Regions from separate parts of the Homo sapiens genome. Here region 1 is linked to region 2. A link is a loop called in an ENCODE intact Hi-C map of the cell type or tissue named here. Cell type or tissue: psoas muscle. All regions are shown on one strand. Each heading gives the region's core, and the rest is flanking DNA. Links, peaks and the distances in the headings are about the cores only.

Region 1 (8,051 bases), core at 1,251-6,250, 130 kb before region 2:
TAATTAGAAACAATAACATCCCAGGCCAGGCGCGGTGGCTCATGCCTGTCATCTCAGCACTTTGGGAGGCTGAGGCAGGTGGATCACTTGAGGTCGGGAGTTCGAGACCAGCCTGACCAACATGGAGAAACCCCATCTCTATCAAAAATACAAAATTAGCCGGGCATGGTGGCACATGCCTGAAATCCCAGCTACTCAAGAGGCTGAGGCAGGAGAATCACTTGAACCTGAGAGGCGGAGGTTGTGGTGAGCTGAGATTGCACCATTGCACTCCAGCCTGGGCAACAAGAATGAAACTTCGTCTCCAAAAATAAAGAAAAAGAAAAAGAAACAATGACATCCCAGTAGCAATGAACATACTCAGTACCAGTTCAAGTGATTCTCCTGCCTCAGCACCCTGAGTAGCTTGGACTACAGGCGTGCATCACCACGCCTAGCTAATGTTTTTTATTTTTAATAGAGGCAAGGGTTTTACCGTGTTGGCCAGGCTGGTCTCGAACTGCTGACCTCAGGTGATCTGCCCGCCTCGGCTGCCCAAAGTGCTGGGATCACAGGCATGAGCCATCACACTCAGCCTAGCACCAGATCTTAATGTCTGAATACCATTTTCCATGAAAAGGAACCAGAACTCAACAGAAAAAATGAGACTGATTCTAGGACTGGAGCTTGGAAAAGTACAAGATGAGCCTGGAACATAGTGCTGTGCCAGGAAATATGGACATGCTCAAAGAATGACAAAAGCAAGTCAAAAGGACACGGGACCAGTCTGACATGTCTCCCACTGGCCAAACTTGGGACACCATGAGTATCAAAATAATCATGGTAAAGAACCGCAATCCACTGAGTAAAATAAGAATCCATCAATCTTCTTTACTGATATAACAAAGAAAGGACATGCACTTTAGTAGTAGTATCCTAGCTACTCAGGAGGCTAAGGCAGAAGGATTGCTTACTCCAGGCTGGGCAACAGGGCAAGGACCTGTCTCTAAAGGCAAATAATAAATAAGTCAAGGAAAGAGGGAAGCTCCTTTCAGTCAAATGCAGAAGGAATACAGAATTAGAAAAACACACCACAGTACATGCTTCTTTCAGGCAAGACTCCTCAATGGAAGCTAAAACTAGGAGGTAAAAGCTTAATGAGAAAAAGGCTGGGTGCAGTGGCACATGCCTGTAATCCCTGTAATCCCTGCACTTTGAGAGGCTGAGGCAGGAGGAACGCTTGAGCCCAGGAGTTTGAGACCAGCCTGGGCAACATGGCGAAACCCTGTCTCTACCAATGATACAAAAATTAGCCAAGTGTGGTGGCGTGCACCTGTAATCCCAGCTACTCAGGAGGCTGAGGCAGAAGCATCACTTGAACCCGGGAGGCAGAGGTTGCAGTGAGTCAAGATCATGCCACTGCACTCCAGCGTGGGCAACCAAGCAAGACTCCATCTCAAAAAAAAAAAAAAAAGTTAAATAATTGTCAGGGCATAGTGGCATGTGCCTATGGTCCTAGCAACTTTGGAAGCCAAGGTGGAAGAATCACCTGAGCCCGCGGAGGTTGAGGCTTCAGTAAGCTGTGATCGCACCACTGCACTCCAGCCTGGGCAACAGAGTGAGACACCGTCTCAAAAAAAAAAAAAAAAAAAAAAAAAAAAACAGAGAGAAAAGGAAATGTAATATGTAATTACAGTATACCACCATAGCTTAACTGTGAACAATATTTATACAGCTGTAATAAATGATGTATAATTTCCATTTTAAGACACCATTGATTATATATCACACCATTATTTTACAAATTACTAAAAGAAAAAAATACTGCTTCAGGCCTGTAATCCCGCACTCAGGTGGGCGGATCAAGAGGTCAAGAAATCGAGACCAGCCTGGCCAGCATGGTGAAATCACATCTCTACTAAAAATACAAAAATTAGCTGGTGGCACGCGCCTGTACTCCCAGCTACTCAGGAGGCTGAGGCAGGAGAATTGCTTGAACCTGGGAGGCAGAGTTTGTAGTGAGCCAAAATCACGCCACTGCACTCCAGCCTGGGCGACAGAGAGGGATTGTCTTTCAAAAAAAAAAAAAAAAAAAAAAAAAATATATATATATACACACACACACACACACACACACACACACACACACACACACGAACCACATGGGAAGGAGCAGGAGAAGTGTCTGTGTTGCAGCAAATGGTGTAAGAAAGCCACACTGTGACCCTGCATGGGAGAAAGTCAGTATGTCTGAAATAGATGGAAAAAAAAATGAGAGTGCAATATAAGAATATTATTTGTAAACATGGAGGAAAATGCTAGAAGAAATAGCTAAAAGAGCTGAAAGTAACAGCCTCTAGGGTAGGATACTAAAAGGTAGGTAGGGAAGACTGCTGTTTTTCATGAGATGCAAATCTAAAGCAATCAGAAAATTTCAACAGCCTAAATACTTTCAGATTACTCATGTATTGTAATATCCTGAAAAACGATGTTAAGAAAAATTTAGAAGCCAGGTGCAGTGGCACACACGTGTAGACCCAGCTACTCAGAAGGCTGAAAGGAGAATGCTTGAGCCCAAGAGCTTGAGGCCAGCCTGGGCAACATGGCGAGACCCTGTTTCTAAGAACAAAAAGAAAGAAAAATTTAGAAAAAAATAAGCAACCTGAAACCTAATCTGGTTTCAATGTTATACAAATCCAAATTTTAAGTGAAATTATATCAAAGTGAAAAAATTTAATCAAACTTGCTCTAAATCTGTTCATAGCATTTTATCCTGCCAGACACACAAATGTTAAGATAGCTTGAAAGTTGACCTGATGCAGACACAGTTTTTTTTTTTTTTTTAAGTTGACCTGCTAGAAACAGAAAAGATATGGGAGTGATGCCATCGTTCTAAGTATCTGACTTCGTGCTGCAAAGCAAGACCCAATTGACTCCATCAGGAAGGTACATATTCACAGTTGCTGCAAAGTTATGTAAAACTAAAATAAAGGCCGGACATAGTGGCTGATACCTGTAATCCCAGGACTTTGGGAGGCTGAGGCGGGCGGATCACCTGAGGTCAGGAGTTCGAGACCAGCCAGGCCAACATGGGGAAACCCTGTCTTTACTAACAATACAAAAATTAGCCGGGCGCAGTGGTGGGCTCCTGTAATTCCAGCTACTTGGGAGGCTGAGGCGAGAAGATCTCTTGAGCCCGGGAGGTGGAGGCTGCAGTGAGTTGAGCTCCTGCCACTGCACTCCAGCCTGGGTGTCAGAGTGAGACTCTGTCTCAAAATAAATCAATAAATAATAAAATAAGCCTAGAAAGTCATAATCACTTGTAAGAGTATAATACCTAAATTACTTTTAGCCAATCACGTCATTAAGTTACTATTATTCGCTACTTACATCTTGAAACATTTTGTTCTCTTGTTTTAGTTGAGCTTCTTTATCATCTGAGAGTTTGTAAGCATTCTCAAATGCTTCTTCTAAATCTTGCAGTCTAGATTTTAGTCGAATGATGGTATTGTCTTTTTCTTTACTGCTTGTTCTCATTTCTTCAATTCGTTCCTGCAAAATTTTGGAAGCACTGCTGGCTGCACTGAAGCGTTCTCTCAAATCATTCTATAAAACAAAGACAAACATAATTTTTTTTTTTTTTTGAGATGGAGTCTCGCTCTGTTGCCCAAGCTGGAGTACAATGGCGCAATCTTGGCCTACTGCAACCTCTGCCTCCCAGGTTCAAGCAATTCTCCTGCCTCAGCCTCCCGAGAGCTGCGATTACAGGCGCCCACCATCACCCCTGGCTAATTTTTTGTATTTTTAGTAGAGACAGGGTTTCACTATGTTGGCCAGGCTGGTCTCAAACTCCTGACCTCAAGTAATCCACAGGCCTCGGCCTCCCAAAGTGCTGGGATTACAGGCATGAGCTACCACGCCCAGCCCAAAATTTATTTTAAATGAAAAAAAAAGATGCCTTAATAATAGCTAATAAATTGTGGGCATTAAAAAATGAACAAAACATAGAAATGGAAATGAACAAATCTATTTTGTTGTATTCTGGGATGGAGAGTCCAGAAAGAATAGTTCTACTGGAATACCAGCCCCTGACATTATCATAAGGTATACAGGAAACTATCATCTGTGGCACTATGACTCTAGGACTCACCTAATAGCTCCTACAGTTCACTTTAATAAGGAAAAAATAACCACTGCTATTAGGGAAATTATTTGAAAGTATAGCTGGACTTTGTTGCCCAACATCAACATTTAGGGAGGAGAAAAACATTTCATACCCTCTCACTATGAAAATACAGGAAATTCAGTTGGCCAGGCACAGTAGCTCACGCCTGTAATCCCAGCACTTTGGGAGGCCGAGGCAGGTGAATCACGAGGTCAGGAGTTCAAGAGCAGCCTGGCCAACATGGTGAAACCCCGTCTCTACTAAAAATACAAAAAATTAGCTGGGCTTAATGGCAGGCGCCTGTAATCCCAGCTACTCAGGAGGCTGAGGCAGGAGAATCACTTGAACCCAGGAGGCGGAGGTGGCAACGAGCCGAGATCATGCCACTGCACTCCAGCCCTGGTGACAGAGTGAGACTCTGTCTCAAAAAAAAAAAAGAAAATACAGGAAATTAAAAACCCATCTGATATGTTAATATTCACTCAACAATCATTTCTGGAATACCCACTAGGTGCTAGGCACTAGGGTGCTAGAAATGTAAGATTAACAAAAAAGATAATAGTCCCGAATGTCATGAAGCTTAGGAGGAGAGGAACTAAAAAAGCAAACAGGCCAGGCACTGTGGCTCACAGCGGAAATCCCAGCACTTTGGGAGGACTGCTAGAGCCCAGGAGTTTAAGACCAGCCTGGGCGACATAGCGTGTCTCAACAAAAAATTTTAAAAATCAGCTGGGTGTGGTGGTGTGTGCCTATAGTCTCAACTACTCAGGAGGCTGAGATGGGAGGAGCACTTCAGCCCAAGAGGTTGAGACTGCAGTAAGCCATGACGGCTCCACAGCACTCTAGCCTGGGCGATGGAGTGAGACCCTGTCTCAAAAAAAAAAAAGGCAAAGATGAAAACAACATATAAAACAAAATACGCTGGGTGCCAGTAACCCCAGCACTTTGGGAGGCCGAAGCGGGCAGATCACCTGAGGTCAGGAGTTCGAGACCAGCCTGGCCAACATAGTGAAATCCCATCTCTACTAAAAATACAAAAATTAGCCGGGCTTGGTGGTGGGCACCTGTAATCCCAGCTATTCAGGAGGCTGAGGCAGGAGAATCCCTTGAACCAGGGAGATGGAGGTTGCAGTGAGCCAAGATCGCACCATTGCACTCCAGCCTGGGCAACAAGGGCGAGACTCCATCTCAACAAAAAAACAAAATAGACAGTTTCCACCAAAATTTTGTTCATAAGGCCATATGTATCTCATACATATACACACTACTCTATGATAGCTATCATGCATTTTATCGTCTAATAGATATTAAAAATAAAACTTGTAAACACAGACTTTGAGAAACTTTTGACCCTTAAAAAGATTGCCTTATACCAAAAGATTGGGAATGACATAACAAAGGTCTTTGTTCAGAAAGAAAAAAAGTTACCTGTAAAAAAATAAAATTTGGTAATGCGTGGGGAAAAAAGTAATTTTAGCATAAAAAGTTTATGCACTTTTAGTTATATACCCAAGGAAACTAAAAACTTACGTGGCACATAAAATCTTGTAGACAAACATTCATAGCAATATAATTTAAATAGCCAGAAAGTATATAAACATTACCTGATGAATGTAAACAAAAATGTGGTATTATTCACAGAATGAAATATATTCAGCCATAAACAGGAATGAATACTGATATGTTACAACATGGATAAACCTTGAAAATATTATACTAAGTGAAGAAGCCAGACACGAAAGGCCACACAGTCTAGGATTTCATTTATATCAATGTTCAGAAAAGGCAAATGCACAGAGAAAGAAAACTGAGTAGTGGTTGCCAGGGTGTGGAAGGACAGAATGTGGGGGGTGACGGTTAAGGGGTGTGGGTTTTTTTTTTTTTTTTTTTTTTTTTTTTGAGGAAAATGTCCTAAAATTGATTGTGGTGGTGGTTGCCCAACTCTAAATATACTAAAATTCATGGAATTGTACACTTTAAAAGGGTAAGTTTTATGGTATGCAAATTATATTGCAAAAAATTAAAAAAAAATTTTTTTTTGAGACAGGGTCATGCTCTCTTGCCCAGGCTACAGTGCTGTGGCGCAATCATGATCCCTGCAGCCTCAACTTCCTGGGATCAAGTCATCCTCCTGCCTCAGTCTCCCGAGTAGCTGGGACCACAGCTGTGCACCACCATGCCCAGCTAATTTGTAGAGACAGAGGTCTCTGTATGTTACCCAGGCTGGTCTCGAACTCCTGGGCTCAAGCAACTCTCCCACCTCAGCCTCCCAAAGTGCTAGGATTACTGACATGAGCCACCACACCTGGCCAAAAGGTAAGTTTTAAAAGGGTAAAGTTTAGGCCAGGTGCGGTGGCTCACACCTGTAATCCCGGCACTCTGGGAGGCCGAGGTGGGTGGATCACGAGGTCAGGCATTACAAACCAGCCTGACCCCCATGGTGAAACCCCATCTCTAGTAAAAACACAAAAATTAGCTGGGCACGGTGGCATGCACCTGTAGTCCCAGCTACTAGGGAGGCTGAGGCAGGAGAATCGCCTGAACCTGGGAGGCGAAGGTTGCAGTGAGCTGAGATCGCGCAACTGCACTACAGCCTGGGCGACAGAGCGAGACTCCATCTCAAAAAAAAGAAAAAAAAAAAAAAAGGGTGCAGTGGCTCACGCCTGTAATCCCAGCACTTTGGGAGGCCGAGGCAGGAGGATCACAAGGTCAGGAGATCGAGACCATCCTGGCTAACACGGTGAAACCCCGTCTCTACTAAAAAATACAAAAAATTAGCTGGGCGTGGTGGAGGGCGCCTGTAGTCCCAGCTACTCAGGAGGCTGAGGCAGGAGAATGGCGTGAACCCGGGAGGCGGAGCTTGCAGTGAGCCAAGACCGCGCCACTGCACTCCAGCCTGGGCAACAGAGCGAGACTCCGTCTCAAAAAAAAAAAAAAGGGTAAAGTTTATAGCATTATATGAAGCCAACAGCACTAAAAATATAAACTTCATAAGCCTTCCTTAAAAAGACAAGAAACATAACTGATGTTATCACGAAATAATTCATTTGTCTCACCAGAACACCCACCAAAAAAAGAGTACTTACCACTTCAATTTCCAGTAAGTTATTCTTATTTTCAAGTGTTCTCACGCGACTAGTAGCTTCATGCAAAGCACTATCTAATTGGCCACATCTAAAAACCATAAATTTAGCTTCAATTAGAAGATAAAATTATTACCCTTAAAAGTATTACATAAATCTAACCAATTCTCTAATATATAACATAAGACAAATTCTCCAGTGTTAACTAAGACTCAGGATGCCATTTTAATAGAATATAGCCCAATGAATCTAATAATATAGTATGTAGAGAAAAGGCTAAAATTGGCCAGGCACAGTGGCTCACACCTGTAATACTAACACTTTGGGAGGCTGAGGCAGGCAGATCACTTGAGGCCAGGAGTTCAAGATCAGCCTGGCCAACATGGTGAAACCCTATCTCTACTAAAAATACAAAAATTAGCTGGGCATGGTGGCATGTGCCTGTAGTCCCAGCTACTCAGGAGGCTGAGGTGGGAGGGTGGCTTGAACCTGGGAGGCTGAGGTTGCAGCGGGCTGAGATCACAACACTGCACTCCAGCCTGAGTGACAGAGTGAGAACCTGTCTCAAAAAAAAAAAAAAAAAAAAAAAAAGCCTAAAATAATTTTTTTAAAAGATATAAAAAAAAGACATGCATAAAATAGCTTGATCTTAGCTTGAAAAAAATCTGTATCTATATATATGCATTATGATTTCTGGAAAAATGCAAAAAATTAAATTTGGATTTGGGATTTGGGACTAGAGGTTGGGGTAGGGAGATTTACTTTTTTCTTTCTTTTTTTGAGACAGGATCTCACTCCATAACCCAGGTTGAAGTACAGTGGTG
Region 2 (8,051 bases), core at 2,953-7,952:
AGTCTTGGCTCACTGCAACCCCTGCCTCCCAGGTTCCAGCTATTCTCCTCCCTCAGCCTCCTGAGTAGCTGGGACTACAGGCACATGCCACCACACCCGACCAATTTTTGTATTTTTAGTAGAGATGGGGTTTCACCACCATGTTTGCCAGCCTGGTCTTGAACTCCTGACCTCATGATCTGCCCATCTCGGCCTCCCAAAGTGCTGGGATTACAGGCGTGAGCCACCACGCCTGGAGAAAACACAGTATTTTTATATCATGATTAAATATTTCAAAAGCCTCCAAAGCACTCAAGAGCCATATCTGATTCTATGCATTACACACAATACTTATTATATTCAATGATAAAATAATAAAAACATGCAAAATATTCAGTGAGTAAAGGCAATTACTAAAAAAATTTGTGTAATAGCTCTGTTGCACAGGCTGGAGTGTAGTGGTGCGATCTCGGCTCACTGCAACCTGCATAGCCCAGGGTTAAGCTATCCTCCCACCTCTGCCTTCTGAGCAGCTGGGACTACAGGCATGCACTACCACACCCAGCTAAATTTTTGTATTTTCAGTAGAGACGGGGTTTCACCATGCTGCCCAGGCTGGTCTCAAACTCCAGAGCTCAAGTGATCTGCCCACCTTGGCCTCCCAAAGTGCTGGAATTACAGGCCTGAGCCACTGCACCCAGCCAATACTTACTATATTCAATGATAAAATAATAAAAACACGTACAATATTCAGTATGTACAATTACTAAAAAATACAGAATGACAATACTCAATGGACATGACTTATATTAAAAGGAAAAAGACTCTTCTAAAGCTTAATCTAAATATACAGGCATTGTTCTTTTCACTGAGAAGCATCTCAGTAAAACATACCTTATCTCCATCCATAAATCGTTGTTTTTCTGTGATGTTTAGTATTTCCACAGGCACATCAAGTTCAGATCTTGACTCATAAGATATGCTTCCATCATCATTGCTCACAACCCGTCCCTTGCGGCCAGTCATCTGAGAAGCCAAACAATGTCATTACAATGAAGGTATCTGACTGCGGTGGATGGACTCAGTGCCTCTTTCCTTGAAGACACTTGGGAGATAAGAGCACAGGCTGTGCTGCACCACACACTGAAGGATACAGAACACTGCAACAGAGTCCCTGGAAAAACCTTGACACATGGCCACGATCACAAAAGATGCGTGATAAGTGCAGTAACTAGGACCAGTGGCTTGGGACAGACACTCAGATACTGCAGGCAGCAGTTCATTGGATGTAGGATGGCAACTAAAGTAGAACAAGAATTCTATGATCTAAGAAATTTAGATTATTATGTGAAGACAGTCAAAATACAACTCATTTTACAGGGGTTCAAATGGCAAAAATGTCACCAAGAGATACAGGCCTATTTACCTCAGCAACGTTCTCAGGGCCACCAAGTTCATCGATAAGTTCATCCAGGGTATTAGGGGGGAGGTCTTCAGCTAATTTTTCTAGCTTATCAAGCAGGTCTTTCTTCATCTGCTGAGCCCTTTCCACAGCATCCTGACTTGTTATAAGGCTACTGTTACTGTTGGTGTTACTGTTAGCTAGATAAAGAACATTTGCTAAAAGTTAGTACAAAGTTTAAATATTTTTGTTTAAAACAGTATTTCAAAAAGGAAGTTTCTGTATGGATACCTGGTGTACTGTTAGGAGCAGGTGAGATAACTGGTGTAGATGAAAAACTAGGTCGTTTTGATCCAAGACCTGATGCTAATAAGGCACTTTGAATAGAATCTGGATCTATACTTTTCTTCTTTTTTTTCTCTTTGTTTTTCTTGTGGTCTTTTCTAATTAACCAGGGATCTGAGTGTTAAGGAAAGATACATGTCAAATCATTTGTTAAAACAAGTACAGAATCTTCAAAGGAAACAACCTTTGAAATTTTATTTTTTTGAGACAATGTTTCGCTGTTGTAGCCCAGGCTGGAGTGCAATGGCGCAATCTCAGCTTACTGCAATCTCCACCTCCTGGGTTCAAGCGATTCTCCTGCCTCAGCCTCCTGAGTAGCTGGGATTACAGGTATGTGCCACCACACCTGGCTAATTTTGTATTTTTAGTAGAGATGGGGTTTTTCCACGTTGGTCAGGCTGATCTCGAACTCCCAGCCTCAGGTGATCCACCCACCTTAGCCTCCCAAATTGCTGGGATTACAGGCATGAGCCACCGCGCCTGGATGAAATTTTTTATATTGTTAACTGATAACTTATCACCACCTACATTGGTTCATCCATACACCATGGGGTACAAATCCATGTTTTCAAGTTAAAAATAACTGCACAAAATTGAGGTTATCTTCTCACATATATGAGGCTCAAACTTCCAGAAGGTAGATAAGCCTGGAGCTTTCCACCAAGCAAAGATTATAATCTGTGTGATCATTTGTACTGTACAGAAGAAAAGGTTTCATATCCCATTTTCAAATATACTGAAATATTATATGCTTTCGTGTATATTTAATATACTGAACTTACCATTTTCATCATCCTCATTAGACTCATCTAAAAATGGGTTGAAATCGTCATCATCTCCAGAACTCATGTTTTTAGAGCTCTCATAGTCACTTTCTTCATTATCAGAGGCATCAGATTCACTTCCACTGTCGTCAGAACTGCTACCAGTAAGGCCACCTACTTTTCGTGCTTTTTTGGCTTCTCGAGTTATTTCTTCACCTACCCTCCGCCACAAACAAGAGAGTCAGCCCAAATTCAATGTTTCTTAAGATCCAGTACATCACATTTAGTTCATGAATTAATTCAAATGAAAAGTGCAGAGGAAAAGTATTTAGGTTAAGTCAAAAAACAAACAGAATTCACAAACCAGCACTAACCTTTTGGACTCCCATAAAAAATAAGGTTATAAACATTTATTCTGAAGAAGAAATTGGATACAAAAGTACTAAGTCAAGACTGCCTTCAAGTGCACAAGTTTCAAAACATATTCAGGACAACAGAGTAAAAGCAGAACCTCTGGCATAGTCACAATTTGACTGTGTATCAGATTTGAGAAGAGGCCTAATAATTACAGGTTTATAGACATGGAATACTTAGAAAATCAATAGAAAATCAATTTATAAAACCTTTTTATTTTTGGAGACAGGGCCTCACTGTTGCCCAGGCTGGAGTGCAGTGGCACAATCATAGCTCACTGCAGCCTCGACTTCCCTGGCTCATGTGATCCTCCCACCTCAGCCTCCCAAGTACCTGGGACTACAGGCACATGCAACCATGACCAGATATTTTTTTTTTTTCCCCAGACAGTGTCTACTCTGTCTCCCAGGCTAAAGTGCAGTGGCATAATCTTGGCTCACTGCAACCTCTGCCTCCCGAGTTCAAGTGATTCTAATGCCTCAGCCTCCCTTATAGCTGGGATTATAAGGCGCCCCTGCCGCCAGTCCTGGCTAAGTTTTTAATTTTTAGTAGAGAAGGGGTTTCGCCATGTTGGCCAGGCTGGTCTCGAACTCCTGACCTCAGGTGATCCGCCTGTTTCAACTCCCAAAAAGCTGGGATTACAGGCGTGAGCCACTGTGCCCGGCGAGAAGTCAACTTCTAAAACCAAAACAGGGCTGGGCGAGATGGCTCACACCTGTAATCCCAGCACTTTGGGAGGCCTAGGTGGGTGCATTGCTTAAGCTCAGGAGTTTGAGACCAGCCTGGCCAACATGGTGAAACCCCATCTCTACTAAAAATACAAAAATTAGCAGGGCGTGGTGGTGCATGCCTGTAATCCCAGCTCCTTGAACCCAGGAGGCAGAGGTTGCAGTGAGCCAAGATGGTACCACTGCACTCCAGCCTGGGTGACGGAGACGGAGACCCTGTCTCAAAAAAAAAAAAGAAAAAAAAAGAAAAGGCTCTTTTAAAGAAAACTACTGAAACACCCAGCTGTCTATATATTAAAGAACAGGTCTGACAATACAAAGACACAGGTTTTAGTTCCCATGCATCATTAACTATCTCTGTGAAACTAGGAAAACTCTTTAATCTTTAAATCTTTCTGTGCTTCAATGATCTCTGTCTATAAAATTGGAAAAATAAGACCTAATTTCGTATGGACCTCTGCCAGGTTATATGGTAGAATGTATATAGCCAAGTGCTTAACACACTGCCAACCACCAGTGAATTGCTCAATTCCTAATTTAAAACGGGGATAACTTGTGCATTCAAAATTGTACAAGTGACAGTGAAAATTTGGAACCATTTGTGAATTCATGGAAGGCAGTTCATTCCCAAAATATAGCCACTTTAAAATGCTTATGTTTTAATTTCAACAGTATTTTCAACGTCAACTATTTTCTTTTTTCTTTTTCTTTTTTGAGACAGAGTCTCGCTCTGTCATCCAGGCTGGAGTGCAGCAGCGCTATCTCGGCTCACTGCAAGCTCTGCCTCCTGGGTTCACGACATTCTCCTGCCTCAGCCTCCCGAGTAGCTGGGACTATAGGTGCCCACCACGATGCCCGGCTAATTTTTTGTATTTTCAGTAGAGATGGGGTTTCACCGTGTTAGCCAGGATGGTCTCGATCTCCTGACCTCGTGATCTGCCCACCTCAGCCTCCCAAAGTGCTGGGATTACAGGTGTGAGCCACCGCACCTGGCCTATTTTTTCTTTTTTAAAGTGCTCACCTTTCCGCTTCTTTATTTTATTTTCTTTACAAGGACTATCTCTTGGCGAACTGTTGTTACTTGGAGCTGTCAAATCGATTCCTAGTAAACTATAAAGTTTTTTCCTGTCTGGAGCAGGAAAATGTTTTTCAATGAGTGACTGCAACACACCTCTGTAGGAGAGAAACAGTGACAATTACTGCTTCAGTTGACAAAATAATTATATGTAAAGTATTATTAAATATATTGAAATATACTTTGTTCAGTTTTACAAAATACTGATAAACGAGCTCAAATAAATTTTAATTTTCTAGCCCAAAGCTGTCCAACTAAATAATAAGAATGCAAGCCAAACCACATACACAATTATTGTATTTTCTGGTAGCTTAAATTAAAAAAGTAAAAAATAAATAAAACTGGTGGAACTAATTTTAATAATACATTTTAACTCAATATACCATGTCAACACATATGTTTTATGTTATTTTCTCTTAAGGAGTCTTTGAAACCTGGCTCAGTACACATATAATAACATCTCAATATGGACCAGTCATTTCAACTGCTCAATAGCCACATGTGACAAGCGGCTGCCATTCTGGACACGGTAGTTCTAGGCAATTATGTACAGAAAAATATAGATTAGCAGGTGTATGTCTTGCTTTTTTCTTTTTTTTTTTTTTTTTGAGACCGAGTCTCTCTGTCACCCAGGCTGGAGTGCAATGGTGCCATCTCAGCTCACTGCAACCTCCGCCGCCTGGGTTCAAGCAATTCTCCTGCCTCAGCCTCTCCAGTAGCTGGGATTACAGGTGCCCGCCACCACGCCTGGCTAGTTTTTGTATTTTTAGTAGAGACGAGGTTTCACCGTGTTGGCCAGGCTGGTCTCAAACTCCTGAGCTCTCGTGATCCACCAGACTCAGCCTCCCAAAGTGCCTGGATTACAGGCGTGAGCCCCATGTATTGCTTTTGAAAGGAGCATCTGAATGCATCCCGAGGCACAAAATAGTAGAGCAGCAAGTTTATTTTGCTCAGTTTACTACCAGAGTTTGAATGTGGAGGTTAGGCAAACTAAAAACAATGCCTAAAACATTTTAAAATCTATTTCTGAAGATCTCATGCTTATTTTCAACTTTTAAAGTAGACTTTATTTTATTTTATTTTTTTTTGAGACAGGGTCTCACTCTGCCGCCCAGAGGGGAGTGGAGTGGAGTGGTGCGATCTTGGCTCACTGCAACCTCCACCTCACGGGTTCAATGGATTCTCCTGCCTCAGCCTCCCAGGTAGGTGGGACTACAGGACGTGTGCCACCATGCCCAACTAATTTTTTTTATTTTTAGTTGAGATGGGGTTTCACCATTTTGGCCAGGCTGGTCTCAAACTACTGACCTCAAGTGATGTGCCCATGTTGGCCTCCCAAAGTGCTGAGATTACAGCTGTGAGCCACCATGCTCAGCCAACTTATAAAGTAGACTTCGTTATATTAGGACAAACTATAGTTACTGTTCCTGTGGATAACGGTAATTTCAAATACAGTACACTAAAACTGAATCTAAGCCAAGCTGTCACAGATTTCCAAGATGTACAAGATAAACAAAGTCTAGCCCTTCTGTTAGTTCACATACTCTGTGTAATATTAGCAAAATGCTTAACATTTTAGGATTATGAGATTTCTGTTATTGTTTTCCAATAGATACACTGTTACAGAAAAGCAGAAAACTCAGATCAAGAAAACTTAAAGATGATGCAGGTGAAACAAAAGTTTTGTCTCCAGGAAATGCCCACATTGGAACTAAGGTAAGGAAGAACTCAAAAAGAAACAAAAACATTAAAAGAACAAAAACATTACTTGGCAGTTGAAACAAAATCATTCAATTCTCCCCCGCCCTCTTCCAAAGCTTCTAATGTTCTAGCTTCTCCTGTAGACTGCAGACCAATTACAACACACTGGAGAAAAAAGAAAACATGTTAATTATGAATAATAATGTTTGTGGCTTCTTACCAAGACATATTTTAAACATTTAGCTAAACAAAGATTTCAAACAAGAATGTCCTCATTATTATAAAACACAAATTTGTTTTACTTATTTCTTCTACATATTTGAGACAGGTTATTTGTCAAAAATTTAGGCAGGAGATAGGATTACAGACAGTAGTAAGCATGAGTGAAGCCCCTGCCCTTGTACAGTTTATAGTATCTTATGCTTTAAGTAGATAAATATTCACCGAAAAGAAAAAACCTTAACGCAATACACATCCATATGTTACCAGTGCTACCAGCTATGGATGACCAATTATAGTGATGTTTACTTTGTTATACTTTTCTGAACTCTCTAAATTCTCTAAGCAGGCATTGCTTTTATAATTTTAAGAAATGTATTTTTTAGAAGTTTTACTATCCTTTAGGAAAACCAGATTTTACAAGCAGAAAACCTCAGCACCCACAAAGACTAAACAACATAACCCCCAAACAATCTCTTAATGAGTTCTTCTACTTACTTTTCCATTCTTGATTTCCTCTCGAGCTAGTTGCACAACCCTTTTAACTTTGGATGCTATGCATAAGTATTTGAAGAACCTCTGGTGAGCAGACCAGAACTGACCCCACATGGACTTCTTCATTCGTTGCTCAGCATCAATCAGATCTGCAGCTTGCTGAAACCGCTCTCTGGCGATGACCCACTGAAGATACATAATCAACATTTCAGACACTTCATCTTTGAGTCTAGTTATTTAAAAATACCAATTAAATCAAAACAATGTTAAGTGCAAGACCATTTAATATTAATTTAATAAATCATCTTTAGTAACTTGGGAATCTATTTCTCAGGATACTCACACAGTTGTCTCAAGTTTCTTATTACCTAATGCAGTCATTTTAGAAAATAATGTGATTTTAAGAACTATGCAACTGAAATAAATGGCTATAACTTATGAATTACCTTAACAAAATGAAAACATGGACAATCTGAAATATAAGAACATTGGTTAGGCCAGGCGCAGTGGCTGATGCCTGTAATCCCAGCACTTTGGGAGGCTGAGGCAGGTGGATTGCTTGAGCCCAGGAGTTCCAGATCAGGCTGGGCAACACTGTAAAACCTCATCTCTACCAAAAAATACAAAAATCAGCCAGGCACATTGACATGCGCCTGCAGTCCCTGATACTCAGGAGGCAGAGTCTGGAGGACTCCTTGAACCTGGGAGGTAGAGGTTGCAGTAAGCCAAGATCACACCACTGTACTCCAGTCTGGGTGACAGAGTAAGACCCTGCTTCAATTAAAAACAAAAACAAAAAAAAACACATTGGTTAAACAGCCTATCATCTGGTAACTCATCTGTTTGTTTTTGTTTTTTGTTTTTGTTTTTGTTTTGCGATGGAGTATCCCTCTGTTACCCAAGCTGGAGTGCACTGGCACCATCTTGGC

What was found. Peaks named below come from ENCODE experiments on the same cell type or tissue, not always from the same donor. Only the 100,000 strongest peaks of a DNase experiment are listed, where the experiment ranks them.
Region 1: it touches region 2 in a loop (2.5-fold over the local background); 3 of 110 quality-filtered maps call a loop at or near these places.

What each region holds. Positions count from the first base shown.
Region 1 is chr12:123,191,017-123,199,067 of GRCh38, forward strand. It overlaps MPHOSPH9 (M-phase phosphoprotein 9), which reads right to left. Exons shown (of 24, transcript NM_022782.4): 12 at 7,231-7,318; 13 at 3,370-3,585. Among named protein-coding and RNA genes, the nearest start is that of MPHOSPH9, 38 kb to the right of the region's middle. In psoas muscle, for the core only: no CTCF peak of the experiment used is centred there; no DNase peak of the experiment used is centred there.
Region 2 is chr12:123,319,027-123,327,077 of GRCh38, forward strand. It overlaps SBNO1 (strawberry notch homolog 1), which reads right to left. Exons shown (of 32, transcript NM_001167856.3): 14 at 7,126-7,308; 15 at 6,476-6,573; 16 at 4,654-4,805; 17 at 2,509-2,706; 18 at 1,673-1,840; 19 at 1,406-1,581; 20 at 874-1,005. Among named protein-coding and RNA genes, the nearest start is that of MIR8072, 42 kb to the right of the region's middle. In psoas muscle, for the core only: no CTCF peak of the experiment used is centred there; no DNase peak of the experiment used is centred there.